Linked DNA regions of Homo sapiens: all the other regions are linked to region 3. A link is a contact called in ENCODE Hi-C or POLR2A ChIA-PET data. All regions are on one chromosome and are shown on one strand. The core of a region is the stretch at or near the end of the contact, and the rest is flanking DNA. Distances in the headings are between cores, read along the strand shown. Region 1 overlaps PRKCQ (protein kinase C theta). Region 2 overlaps SFMBT2 (Scm like with four mbt domains 2). Region 3 overlaps LOC105376387 (a long non-coding RNA gene).

Region 1 (4,329 bases), core at 665-3,164, 450 kb after region 3:
AGAGAAAAAAAAACTTCAGCAGAGAATGTTTACATGAAATGTAAATCTGACTGGCTCAAGACTCAGATCTCAAGGAACTGAGTCCTTTTAGAAAGAGGAAAGAAACAAAGGAAGAAGCTTGAATCACCTTTTCCAACACCCCGAGTTGTTGTTTTTGAGATGTCTTAATTATTCAAACCTTGCTTGTCAAAGTAACTGATTAAATACCACAAGTGAATGCAAAAGGCAACGATTGATACGTGATATGGATAATGCTTTGTTCTGGGAACATGTTGGGAATGACCTTTCTTGGGAGGACAGTTACCTGTGTATGCTAGTGTAGACATCAGATAAGATAAATTAACTATGTACTTCTCCAGGGCATTGTTATTTTTTAAAGGAAGTTATTCATCTGCTCTCTGCCTCCAAAGAGCGCACCTGTTGAATACCAGATTATTCAGGAGATTCTGAGGACAGGTATTCACTTGTTATTAATTAGGGTCATTTGGATTAAATTGTTAAAGTTTTTAAAGTTCCTAGATGAGGGATATATCACCTATGGAAGGGTGAAAATATGATAAAGCCATTTAGGAAGCTACAAAATGTGAAAATTCCTGTGGACTTGGATTCCGAAGTTCAAGCCCAGCTCTGCCGTTTATCAACAGGGCTCTGAGGCACCCACTTTACCCCTGCCCAGGACAGAGAGTAAGAGTTACAGGCAGAGGGGCTGGGAGCTGTAAAACCAGGGGCCCTAATGGGACGGCACCGTCTGGGGACATAGATGTACAGGATAATTCATGAAATCTGAACCTGAATCTGAATGAGGCTCAAATCAAAAGAATCTTCACAATGAATTTTCTGTGTGCTAGATCAAAATGACTTTGTACATCATCCAGGCTCTGGCATAAATTACTGGCTCAGGGTCTAACGTAGATCAGCATTCTGAGAGGCTGCTGTCTTGGCAAGAGGAAAGAAGGGCTAGCTCTTCTTTCTTTTACTTTTTTTCTAACATTTCTTTGTTGTTAATATTTACATTTTCTGTCTTACAAAGTCTGCAGGGCTTGAAATTGCACGATCCCTTCTCAGTACCCCCTTCAGTGCGGATGCCAGCCAACTTTTGCACTACTAGATTTCCAACTTAGATTTTTAACAGTTTCCATTACTTACATTTTAAAAAGTAAAAAAATAGGAAAATCCACAATAAAATTTGTCTACAAGAAGAGTTGTCATAAATCTTTTAACTATCCACTTACAAGTAGATTTAAAACAATTAGAAAAAAATAATTAACCATAAAACTTTGAAACACAGGGAAAAATAAACACTGAAACAGTTTCCCTCTTTTTAGTTATGCTGCAGTAAAAGAAAGATTAATAACTCAAGTATCCAAAGTTTCTGTGTTCTATCTCTGATAAAACTGTGGAAAAATAAGAGGATTTATTTCTAAAATTTGTTTGGAAAGGAAAGATGCATCTAACACAGTAAGGATGCTATTTCTTTTTAATTTCAAGGAAATAATTTTCCCTTAAAAATTAAAAGTGAACTAAAGTCTACCTTCCTCTGTGTCTCCTTTGAATTCTGAAAGGCCGATCTGTATTCTGACATTTAAGTAGTGTTACTATTTCACACCTAAGTAGCTCTAGATCCTATAGGAACAGCTCTGTCTCTGGGTCGTTCCCTCAGGTTGGATTTGAGGGCAGGCCGCCGTGGTTTTGCAGGCCTCTGAAGAGAGGCCTCCCAGGGTGATGCCAAGAGGCAGAACGCTAGTGTTCCTGGATTCACATCACTGCCCTTGACTCCCACACTCCCAATATGCACCAGTTGAACATTCTTGGTCAATATCACTTTGAAATTTTTCTTTTATGAAAAAGAAAACTGAGTTTCACTTTCTATTCATAGAACACACAAAGCTCTACTTCCGGTTATGGCTTCAGGGCATGAGTGTGTGAGTTACTTTGAACAAGTCACCTAACATTTCTTTGTGACACTGGTTCTCCTTTTTTGCTTCCTAAGGATAACGTGAAAAATAATAATAATAACAATAATAGCACTTGCAGAGAAGTTTGGATCTTTTTTGGAGAAAGTACCATACTAACTACAAGATATTATTATCATTTAAAATTAAAAAGAAAAACTCCTTGAACTTGATACTTTTTAAAAAGTATGTCATCCTGGTATTTCCATAGTTTTAAGGCAAAATCCATCTAAGAAAGTTTTTAATTTCAAGCATTTTATTCAGAAACTGCTTCATCTGAAGCTCTCAAAAATGCTGCAATCCATGAACCTTTCAGTTGAGCTAGGAGCCCTGGAAATTACCACAATTGTAGCAAAGAAAAGAAAACCCACGGAAACCACATCCTTCCAAAGACGTGTCCCTGCACTAAGACAAGAATTAACTTTTCATGCTGCCCCCATCTGTAGTGACAGATAAGCCTCTTTTCTTTAACGTCCTCTGGCGGCGTTCTGATCCTGAGAACGCTTACACGTTGTTATTTCAGAAACTGGGGATCACTCAGACATTCTGCAGGTTCCCCTGCTATGTAACCAAACTGTGATTTGGCAAATGTTAGATTTTATAGCAAATTTACAAAAATGAGTCGATTTACAGCTGTCAACCTGAAATAATCAAAAAGGCCAGAATCTAATTTAAAGAGCATTTATTCAAACTCAAAGTTTGAGGATGGCCCACCTGGAAACACCCCAAAAGAATGAAGTCAGAGTTGTAAAGGAGGGAACTTTAGGGTTTCCATAGGGAGAGACAGAGGCATTTTTAGCAGGATTACATTTTTTCATACAAGGCTGGTGCATAGTTCCAGGAACTTGGTTACAGGCAGTGTTTCTTTTTGGGAAAGGGACATTTAACATCTTTTACAGAGTGTGCTATAGTCATGGGTTTTCTGTCATCTGGTCTAAGGAAAATAGGACAAAAAAAGGAAAAGGTAATCTTTAACAAGATTCATTAATTAAAAAGGCAGGAGGCGGCCAGGCACGGTGGCTCACACCTGTAATCCCAGCACTTTGGAGGCTGAAGCGGGTGGATCACCTTGGGGTCAGGAGTTTGAGACCAGCCTGGCCAACATGGCGAAACTCTGTCTCCACTAAAAATACAAAAATTAGCCAGGCGGGGTGGTGGGCACCTATAATCCCAGCTACTCAGGAGGCTGAGGCAGGATAATCACTTGAACCCATGGGGCGGAGGTTGCAGTGAGCTGAGACCACACCACTGCACTCCAGCATGGGCGAAACAGTGAAACTCCGTCTCAAAAAGAAAAAAAGAATAAAAGAAGTCAGGAAGTGTTTGTCCCTGACAATTGTTTAATTCTCTCTAGTCATTGTACAGAACAAGAGAAAAAAGGAAGCAAGTTAATCTATAATCTGAGAAACAGAAGTTGTAACCATATGTGACTCAGATCACAGTCGCATCTCTCTCAAGGCGTAAAACGCATTTTAGGAATTCTAACACCTTTTAAATGTTATTTATTTTCACACAGTAATTTATGGGAAATTAATGTTGCACTCACAATGTTTCCTTACAGTTTTCTCGTCCAAATACACAGGAAATAACGGGCAATGAGTGAATACATATTCAGGAATTCTTGGACTAAAAGAACAAGACACTCACTCAGTGCATCTGAAATGCCGCATCTTTCCTACATGCCTGCTTTTTTTTTGTTTGTTTTTTTCTGAGATGGAGTCTCGCTCTGTCGCCCAGCCTGGAGTGCAGTGGTGCGATCTCGGCTCACTGCAAGCTCTGCCTCCCGGGTTCACGCCATTCTCCTGCCTCAGCTTCCCAAGTAGCTGGGACTACAGGCGCCCACCACCATGCCTGGCTAATTTTTTGTATATTTAGTAGAGATGGGGTTTCACCGTGTTAGCCAGGATAGTCTCAATCTCCTGACCTTGTGATACACCCACCTCGGCCTCCCAGAGTGCTAGGATTACGGGCGTGAGCCACCGCGCCCGGCCCCTACACGCCCACTTTTTAAGCTCACAGATCTGTTCTCATCTTGATGTGACTCTGTAATATTCTTCCAGGCTCATGGCCCATATTATCTGCCCATTCCTTTGTCAGCCATTCTCACAAAGTCCCAAAAGTATTGTCACCAGCTTCCCAGAAGACATGAGCATTTGACATCTCCTTCAAGAGAGTGCCTCAGGAAAGTGCATGCCTTCTGTGAATCTACTATCCCTCTTTTGTTTTTTGTTGTTGTTGTTGTCATTGTTGTGTTTGTTTGTTTGTTTTGAGAAGGAGTCTCACTCTGTCGCCCAGATTGGAGTACAGTGGAACGATCTCGGCTCACTGCAACCTCCATCTCCTGGGTTCAAGTGATCCTCCTACCTCAGCCTCCCAA
Region 2 (4,416 bases), core at 11-2,510, 410 kb before region 3:
TATTAGTGACAAAAATATTTTGAGGATAGATTTAATAACTAAAACAATTAGGTTAGAAGGCCATTGTGAGAACGCTTGGCCAGTTGCTTTCAGATTTAATCCTTTGTTACGTTACAGTCCACAGAATGTAGTGTCTTTTGCCTGAGATACAGAAAGTGTTATTTCTGATGTGGATTGGATTTTGGCTCATTTAGAGGACGTCACCAATCCTATACAACAGAGCAGGATGGATTTCTTTTCTAAGTTAATATGAAGTGTTCTGTGCAATTTATGTATATGGTTGTGTGTGTGTGTGTGTGTGTGTGTGTGTGTGTGTGTGTTTCTGTTTCTGTTTCTGAATATCTTTTAAGGTGTTACTTTTTTGAGAAAGAGAAATTTATTGGACGTTTTAATTGTGGTGGTCTGCAGATTCTCCATAGCAACCGGGGGTGCAGGCTTACTCCAGAAGCAAGTAGCAGTTGGGGTCACCAAGTAATGCTGTTCTATAGATTATACCGGTGAGCTGCGTCTGCATTTGATGCCTCCTAAGATAGTGTGATATAGTTGGATTGTAAGAAGTTGGGTCATGGTTTTTGTTTGGATTTTAAAAATTGTCAAATAGACATAACATACAATTTGCAATGTGGACCAGTTTTAACTGTACAGTTTGGTGGCATTAATTATATTCACGTTGTCGTGCAGCCATCACCATGGGCCGGAGTGCTTTCCTCTCCCCCATTGGAAACTCTCTACATGTTGAACGTGGTTCCCAGTCCTTACCCCCTTCTCTGGGCAACCACCGTTCTGTTTTCTCTTTCTATGAATTTGACCACTATAGAAAAAGATCAGTTTCTCCCAAACTTTGCCTAAATCCCCAAATAGATTCCTTTTCCCCCCTCCGGCTTCTTTTGAACATTAAAGCATCCTGGTGATTTATGCTCCCGCCTCAATTCCTCCCTAGCTTCTGTCTGGCTGTGTCAGGCCTGTTTCAGGTGTTAATTTCTGTGATCATTTCCCTGGTAAACTCCTGGATGGCAGGTTCTAGGTTTTATTCCTGTCGTCCTGGAACTTCACGCTTGTCTCTGATGCAGTGCAGGCCTCAGCTCCGTAGGGAGGTTAACAAATGAAGCTGAGTTCCGCAAGGCAGCCCAAAGCACTCGAGTTACAATTGCAGACAGTGGGAAACGGCAAGTCAGAGGAAGAGCGCTGGGACACTGGGCCGGGTCTGCGTTAGTGGGTTTGTCAAGAGCCACGGAAATCCTTTTACCCTGCCTCTCATGGAATAATGCTTTAGTTAATGTCTGTATCGGTGACAGGTCCCGCTTTTAATGAGCAGCTCACTTATAAGGTCTGAGTATGATCAGGAACCTTTAGGAACAAACACTCTGTTGTGGTCCTGGTTGTGGGACTCAGGGACACAGTGTTCTAGTCCCCGTTTAATGACACTTCTCGTTTCCTGTATTGTTCCATTTTGGTACAGTTAAGGATTGGGAGCTAATTCCAAAGAGGTTTCGTTAGCTGTGATGGGGAGCTGATGAAGAGGCAGCCTCTTAGACACGGAAGGCAGCACACAGCAGGCCGAACTGTGTGTCTGAGCATCAGGCTCCTGGTGGTGGCTTTGGCTGTGTCACTGGGAAGGTGGAGGGGGTGGCCTCTCGGAGGCTGCACGGTGGGTTTCTGAGCCTGGTTCTCCAGGCCAGGTGGATGTGACGGTGCCTGGCTGTCAGCGGCCAGGCCGGCTGTGGATGACGCTTGCCTTTTTCCTCTTGATAGACCATCATGTTGCTCCCATCGTCAGCAATGAGTTGTCGTGTCCTGAGATGAACTCCCTGTTGTCGGAGGCAGGGGAAGAGCCGTCGCGTAGCACATCCGGTGTGTGTGTCTGCTTTGTCAGGCCCACTTCACAAAATACGTTTGAAATATGAAGTTTCCCCAGATAAACTGTGAAGGGTGAAGAGTGCTTTAGATGTGTGCTTTCCCCAGATTTTATTTACTTATTTGTTCCCAAACTCATTTCCTGCCTTCCCGTGTTTCTGCAACACCAGCGCTTCCTAGTGTGAGCCTTAAAGAAAGACGATATTTAACAAAAGAAGAAGGGGAGGAAGGAAAGAAAGCGGGAGTGGGGGAGAGAGAAAGCGGGGAGGCCCTGTGGGGAGCTGGGGTGGGGAGGCCTTGCGGGGTGTTGGGGAGAGAGAGAGAGAGAAAGCGGGGAGGCCGTGTAGGGAGTGGGGGAGAGAGAGAAAGCTATGTGAAAGGTGAGTCAATGAAAACTTTTGCATTTATAAATTACCCAGTCTCCAGTATGTCTTTATTAGCAGCGTGAGAAAATACTAATACACCCCATCTCTACCAAAAAAAAAAAAATTAGCTAGGCATGGTGGCACACACCTGTGGTCCCAGCTACTCGGGAGGCTGAGGCAAGAGGATTGCTTGAGTCTAGGAATTCGAGGTGGTAGTGAGCTATGATCATGCCACTGCACTCCAGCCTGGGTATCAAAGTGAAACCCTGTCCCTTAAAAAAAAAAAAAAAAGGTAAGCCTCAAAGTTATCCTCATCCACCAGATATTTACTAGGTGCCTGTAATATGCCAGGCATTATGGTGTGTCCTTAAACCTTTATTTGAAGAAGTTATTGGGCTCAAAAGATATCTGAATTTTTCTACCCATATTTTATTTGTGCTAGTCTTCTATTTTTCCTTATCTCTCAAGTTGATAAAGCTCTCATGAAGCTAAAGTATGATCAGAAAAACTTGTTTCTGGCAAGGCGCAGTGGCTCACACCTATAATCCCAGCACTTTGGGAGGCCAGGGTGGGCGGATCACCTGAGTTCAGGAGTTTGAGACCAGCCTGGCCAAGATGGAGAAACCCCATCTCTACTAAAAGTACAAAAATTAGCTGGGCGTGGTGGTGTGCGCCTGTAATCCCAGTTACTCGGGAGGGTGAGGCAGGAGAATCACTTGAACCCAGGAGGCGGAGGTTGCAGTGAGCTGAGATCATGCCACTGCACTCCCGCCTAGGCAACAGAGCAAGAGTCCGTCTCAAAAACAAAAAAAGAAAAACCTCATCTCCATTAGACTCACTGTGTAATTTCTCTTTGGCCTATTCTGAGTTCCTTTGTTAAGGCTTCCAAGGTGCTGCCTGCACCCAGTGCTGTGCTGTGAATAGTGACCTCAGACTGGTTCTCTATTTGTGTGTTTGTTCTTGCAATTCTGTCATGGACATTAATGGAAATATTTAGGTTTTAGTGAAATAATTTTTTTTTCCTAGGAGAATGAAATCAATGGGCCCAGTAGACTTGTTTTCACTTTGGCTTGTTTTAATAAAAAGCATTTTTATAAGCTGGGTCGGGGAGGAAGTGAACATTGTAAAAATTTCTCAAACATTTGTTATTTTACAAGCGCAAATAAATATGTCTGTTTAATTTAAAAAGTTAACTTATTGAACAATTCCTTTTTCTGCACCTTCCCTCCCCAGTTAAGGCAAACTATTAAAGAATATGCATAAATAGTAGAGCTTTTAATTGCTATTGATGAATAGCACCCTTTTGCATGTCTTTTATGTCAAGCCTTGGGTGAGCCCTGTTTTTGTCTTATTAACACACATTCGTAGCGTCTTCTCTCATTTGGATGTAGATTTAGATGCTCTCTTAGCCACTCTTCTCAGCCTTATTGAAGTTCATCCACTGAAACACTTGCAAGAAACAGAATAAAGTAGAAAAGTCTCAGCTGTAGAAACCTACAATAAACTGCAGTTACACACAGAAACCCAGTGGCTCATTGGTACCAAGAGCCAATACCAGTAGCCTCCATAGGTGACCATCACTCCGCAGATGACTTCGGCGGTAGATGACCTGTAGGTCTGGAAGAGCTGTAACCATTCACCTTTCCTTTTTTTTTTTTTTTTTTTTTTGAGACAGAGTCTCATTCTGTTGCCCAGGAGACTGTAGTGCAATGGTGTGATGATCTCGGCTCAGTGCAACCTCTGCCTCTGAGCTTCAAGCGATTCTCATGCCTCAGCCTCCTGAGTTGCTGAGAATACAGGGGCGCACCACCACGCCCGGCTAATTTTTGTATTGTTTTTTTCAGTAGAGACAGGGTTTCACCATGTTGACCAGGCTGATTTTGAACTCCTGACCTCAGGTGAACCGCCTGCCTTGGCCTCCCAAAGTGCTGGGATTACAGGAGTGATGCGCACAGGGTCCCATGTGAAGCCCAAGTCATGCTTCTCTGGGTGTCAGTCACTTCATCTGTGACTTGAGTGGATGTGACTAGCTTGCAAGTTCTCAGTGTTGGGGGCGCAGGAAGAGAGGAAGGATCTTTACCACCACAGTGGACAGGGCGGCAGTGGTGGGTGCAGGAGACAGGTGCTCTTCTGAAAAGTTCTGCATGTGGGGATGCCTTTTAGTCTCTGATCCTCTCCTGGGAAGATGCCTGGGTTT
Region 3 (4,095 bases), core at 599-3,098:
CCTGGCACCTGGGGGGTACTTTTCTTACAGAAAATTTATGCCCCACTTTTATATACATAGAAAGTGGGGAGACAGCTCTTCCTGGATCTGCTATTTCTCAATCATCTTCAGCTCTAAATAATCTTCCTGGATCTGCTGTTTCTTGATCATCTACAGCTCAAAATAATCAATGTCCCAAAATAATATATTTTGGGGTGGCATACTATGACCCCTTTCACGTGTTTTCTTCTCATCTTTTTCTTCCTTTCTTTCATTCTTGTCCTTCTTTCATCTTTTTTCTCTTTTCTTTTTTCTATTTTTTGTAGCCTCTGGTTGTTTTTACATCACATTTTAACTAAATAAAGCAATAAAACTGTTTCTTCTGATTGTTTTTGCAGCAAGTATTCATCACATTTATAACTAAATAAGACACTAAAATGATTTCCATCTTGAAGAAAAAAGTGCTTCAAAATAAACACAATGATACCTTAAAATTGAACCACAATTTCTACCTGTTTCTCTTCCAATTGTTTGTTGAGGTTTCTGATGAGAATCGCTGGGTTGGCTTGGCAGAGAGACAGATCCTGAAGCATCTATTTCTGTTTTCTGCTTCTGTTTTGGCTCGAATTCTGGGTCTACCAGTAGTCTAAATGACCTCCACTTCCTCACTTTGACTCTACATACGTCTGACTGGCTGTGTTTGAGCCTGCCATACAAACAGAGGTGTGCAGTTCTCTTTAAACACCACTGTTCCATATATTTTCTTTCATACGATATTGAGTTAGACTCAGCAACCACCCCAATTATTCTGCCAGTTTTTCTTTATTATGCTTGACAACTACTTGGTGAGAGAATGGATTTTTCTTTGTGAAGTCAGCACACAGCCGCCGGTTGATTCTCTGAGAGAACAAGATATTTCACGAGTAACTGGATAAATGGGCCAACCTGACAGGACAGCAGGCCCTTGCCTCCAACAGTGCAAGAGAGCCTCTGTCAAGAGACCATGGCATTCCTCCCGTTTGGGAACTGATGACAGGATGGCTACAGTAAGCTGCAGCCAGATATTCTGCTAAGGAAACGAATAAGCAGAGAGATGAATATTTTGTATGCTTCCCATGTGTTCAGCTCTATCAGGCAGTCTCTCACACTTTATCTAATACATCTTCTCTGCTCTTCTTGACATAAAATTATCTTAAATTTTTACATGCAGAAAACTTATATATAAGGAACTAAAAAAATTAATCTGTTTAAAAGTTATACAGTGCGCAAGTGAGAAGCCAGATTTCAAAGAGAAACCAAACCTCTTGGAAACTTTGAAGGCCGACAGCATGGAGGTGGTTTGAGTGGACCCCAAACGGATGTGAACTGCCTCCTGACACTGGCCCAGTAAATGACTGGTTGTGGTGTACTGAGATAAACACTTTTAATTATTTTAAATATGAAGTAAAATCTAGAAAAAAATGTCCAGCAGAAAAAAAAAAAAAAAAAAACAACAACCAGCTCTTCTGGTTGTCATGGAGATAAGCCATTTAGCACTGCAAAGCCTTCCATGGGGAAGCAACGGCAATGGAGATTTCCAACTCCCAAGAACCGCATTCAAGGAGAGTTTCAACTTCCACTTGTCTTCCGAGGTCTGTTGTCTCTGAAAAAAAAATTTGTTGGGGAGGTAGGTATTTAAACTCATTTCCTGGGATAGAAAATCTAAGTAGCACATGCATATCCACAGAGCTTTGTTTCAGGACCCATAATGGGAACAAGTTTCCATTTCCTGTGAGGTGTGTACATAGTGTGTGTGTGTGTGTGTGTGTGTGTGTGTGTGTGTGTGTTAGAGAGAGAGAGAGCACCAATGAGCTCTCTAGAAACCATCGGAAGTGCCAGCTTGTAGAAGTAAACATAAAGCCCAGGCAAAGGACGAAAGAGAAAAAATTAGTTTGTCTCTAAAAGGAAACAGCCTTTAGATAGGAATGCATGTGAATCAGAAGAAACATGAAACTCTCATTCCTGGCTATACCATCTGCCCCACTTGTGAGGCACCGGCTAATTGTTGAGACACTGCTAGTGAAAATTGTGCAGGTTCACAGACTCTTAGGCAGCTGCTGTTTAGGGAAGTGTGGCGGCCGAGGGCCGACCTGGACTTCCGTTCTGGGAACTGGGGCTTCTCAGGAGAGTGGGTTTAGGGTAGCTGTGGCATGGAGGGTCCACAAGTTTCAGAAAATAGTGCCAGAGTGAAGTTACACTGGAGAAGAAGAGGTGGTCATACTACGGCATTCATTGCAAGGATGGAGACAAGGAGGTGAAGGCAGGCGGAGGCCCAGGTGCCAACTGATAGAGACAGGAGTACAGAGAAGACATGAGGGAGGATGGATAGAAGACAGAGTGGCTGAGGTTCCCTGCTGTGCTGAAGTTTTCAACGCAGTGCCTAAGCCTTAGCCCTTGGGTGGTGGGGAACAAGTCAAGCACACAAGGGGAATTAGAGAAGACCCACGCCTCCTTCTCTAGACGTGGAGGCAGGGAGTCAGGGAGGGCACATGGTTCATGTGGGTGCACACAGGAAATGAGAGAACGGAAACCACAAGTCAAGGGGCTTGCTGTCTTCTTGTCTGTTTGGATAAAAATAGAGCTACTGACTCAGCAGACAGTTTTCAACCTACCTTCAAGGCTCCCTGCTATAATTTTTTATTTCATTTCTTAATTTAAATTAGTTGATCACAGAAAAAGGCAGGTGATTTAAGCAGACCATATACTTCATTTAAGTCAAGGAACCATCATTGACACACCTAGCATTGTTGCATGCATATTCGTTGAAAATTCATCCATGAACTAACCATCATGATTAGGTACTGGTGATGGACAACTAAAATGATGGTAACTAAGTTAATGTACATTCCATATGTTATTCATTTCCAACATTTTTGATAAAGTAAGGAAATGGATAAGAGGGATACATTTTCAAGTCTGATAATGAAATAGATGTGCAAAACTGACAGTGGGACATATGTGGTTTTCAGAAGGAAAATGTTCATGAAAAAAGAGCTTCTCCATGATGGTCAAATGACAGGAAAGAAGCTGCATGCAGATGAGAAGAACTAGCACAAAGGGGAGTGTGAGAAGATGGGATAGCGGAAGCAGAGGTTGCATCAAACACTCGGAAGAGATCTTCTTATGAACATGACTATATCCATCAGTGTTTTCTCCTTCTTCTCCTAAAGAAGCAAGCAGACAAACAAACAAAAAACTAGAAGAATTTCCTAAGTCCTGCAAATTCAACTGTCCATGAAATTTAGAAATCAGATGATATGCTGACTTCAAAATACCTGTAGGGACTTTCAAAAGCCCCAAATAAGGCAGAAGCAGATGGAAGGAAGAGCAGTAGGAAAGAGTAGGAAAAATCAGAAGCTCAGAGAGTAATGAGTGGACTCATAAGAAGGAAAATTCAGGAAGATCCATAAAAATGCAAAAACTGATAGTCTGGTAGTACAAGAGCTATATTTCTCATTTGCAACAGTGGATATCTTGTGCCAGGACAAGGAAAGCTGGTGGTAGAAGTCACGATGGCCCCAGAAATGGAAATCCAGTCTCACACAGAAGAGCAATATTCACAGTGAGCATTCTGTTTCTGTGGCAGTGAAGGAATAAGCCCTTTGCTGTGAAGCCAGGACTGCCCTGCTTTGTCTCTGCCTATAGGACTAGTCTGCCAATAGCTGGGTCATAAAAAACCAAGTTTTTAATGATAAACAGTAAGAAAATTTATTGTGAATAAATATGTGGAAAAGATCTGCAAAGCTTTCCAACTGATACGGATTATTCTCCTAAAAACAGTGCCACTGAGCAAAGATGAACTGCAACCAAACATTTTGCCAGATTTTAAGGAGCATAATGAAGCAATTACTACTAAGAAGGAATGCCACAAAGTGGAAATGTAATAATTCCAGGAGAATGCCGAGAGACAACTGCAGGTTATAAGACAGGAATGAGGAGAACTCAGAAAATAAATAGAAGAAAAAGCGAAACCGTCATAGAAACGAAAAGGAAATCCAGTGGTCACAAGAGAGAATCGACGGCGTGATAAAAAGACAAAGAGTCCTGAAGGATAGAAATGAGAAAAATAAAGTAATA

Evidence for each region. Hi-C counts contacts between places; a loop is a spot of excess contacts on that map. ChIA-PET counts read pairs that join two places held with the same protein, here RNA polymerase II (POLR2A). Pooled maps may share reads with other maps.
Region 1: a loop to region 3 is called in a pooled map, with 22 times the contacts of the local background. The contact joins two enhancer-like sites. A Hi-C loop is called at or near these places in 7 of 37 single-sample maps with no recorded cell type and 5 of 50 pooled maps. POLR2A ChIA-PET finds 5 or more read pairs at or near these places in 1 of 52 experiments (activated T-cell).
Region 2: a loop to region 3 is called in a map with no recorded cell type, with 10 times the contacts of the local background. The contact joins two enhancer-like sites. A Hi-C loop is called at or near these places in 3 of 37 single-sample maps with no recorded cell type and 3 of 50 pooled maps. POLR2A ChIA-PET finds 5 or more read pairs at or near these places in 3 of 52 experiments (GM12878, K562 and OCI-LY7).

Annotation. Positions count from the first base shown.
Region 1 is chr10:6,471,641-6,475,969 of GRCh38, reverse strand. All of the region lies in intron 12 of PRKCQ (protein kinase C theta), which reads left to right. Among named protein-coding and RNA genes, the nearest start is that of PRKCQ, 110 kb to the left of the region's middle. RefSeq lists an enhancer at 1,791-1,970. Within about 2 kb of position 1,914, at least 7 of the 41 ENCODE cell types and tissues checked have a DNase peak (open chromatin) inside an H3K27ac peak, as active enhancers do.
Region 2 is chr10:7,331,487-7,335,902 of GRCh38, reverse strand. The region is part of intron 4 of SFMBT2 (Scm like with four mbt domains 2); the gene reads left to right. Among named protein-coding and RNA genes, the nearest start is that of SFMBT2, 77 kb to the left of the region's middle. Within about 2 kb of position 1,260, at least 3 of the 41 ENCODE cell types and tissues checked have a DNase peak (open chromatin) inside an H3K27ac peak, as active enhancers do.
Region 3 is chr10:6,926,149-6,930,243 of GRCh38, reverse strand. The region is part of intron 3 of LOC105376387 (a long non-coding RNA gene); the gene reads left to right. Among named protein-coding and RNA genes, the nearest start is that of LINC00707, 150 kb to the right of the region's middle. RefSeq lists enhancers at 2,109-2,198, 1,930-2,349. Within about 2 kb of position 1,848, at least 13 of the 41 ENCODE cell types and tissues checked have a DNase peak (open chromatin) inside an H3K27ac peak, as active enhancers do.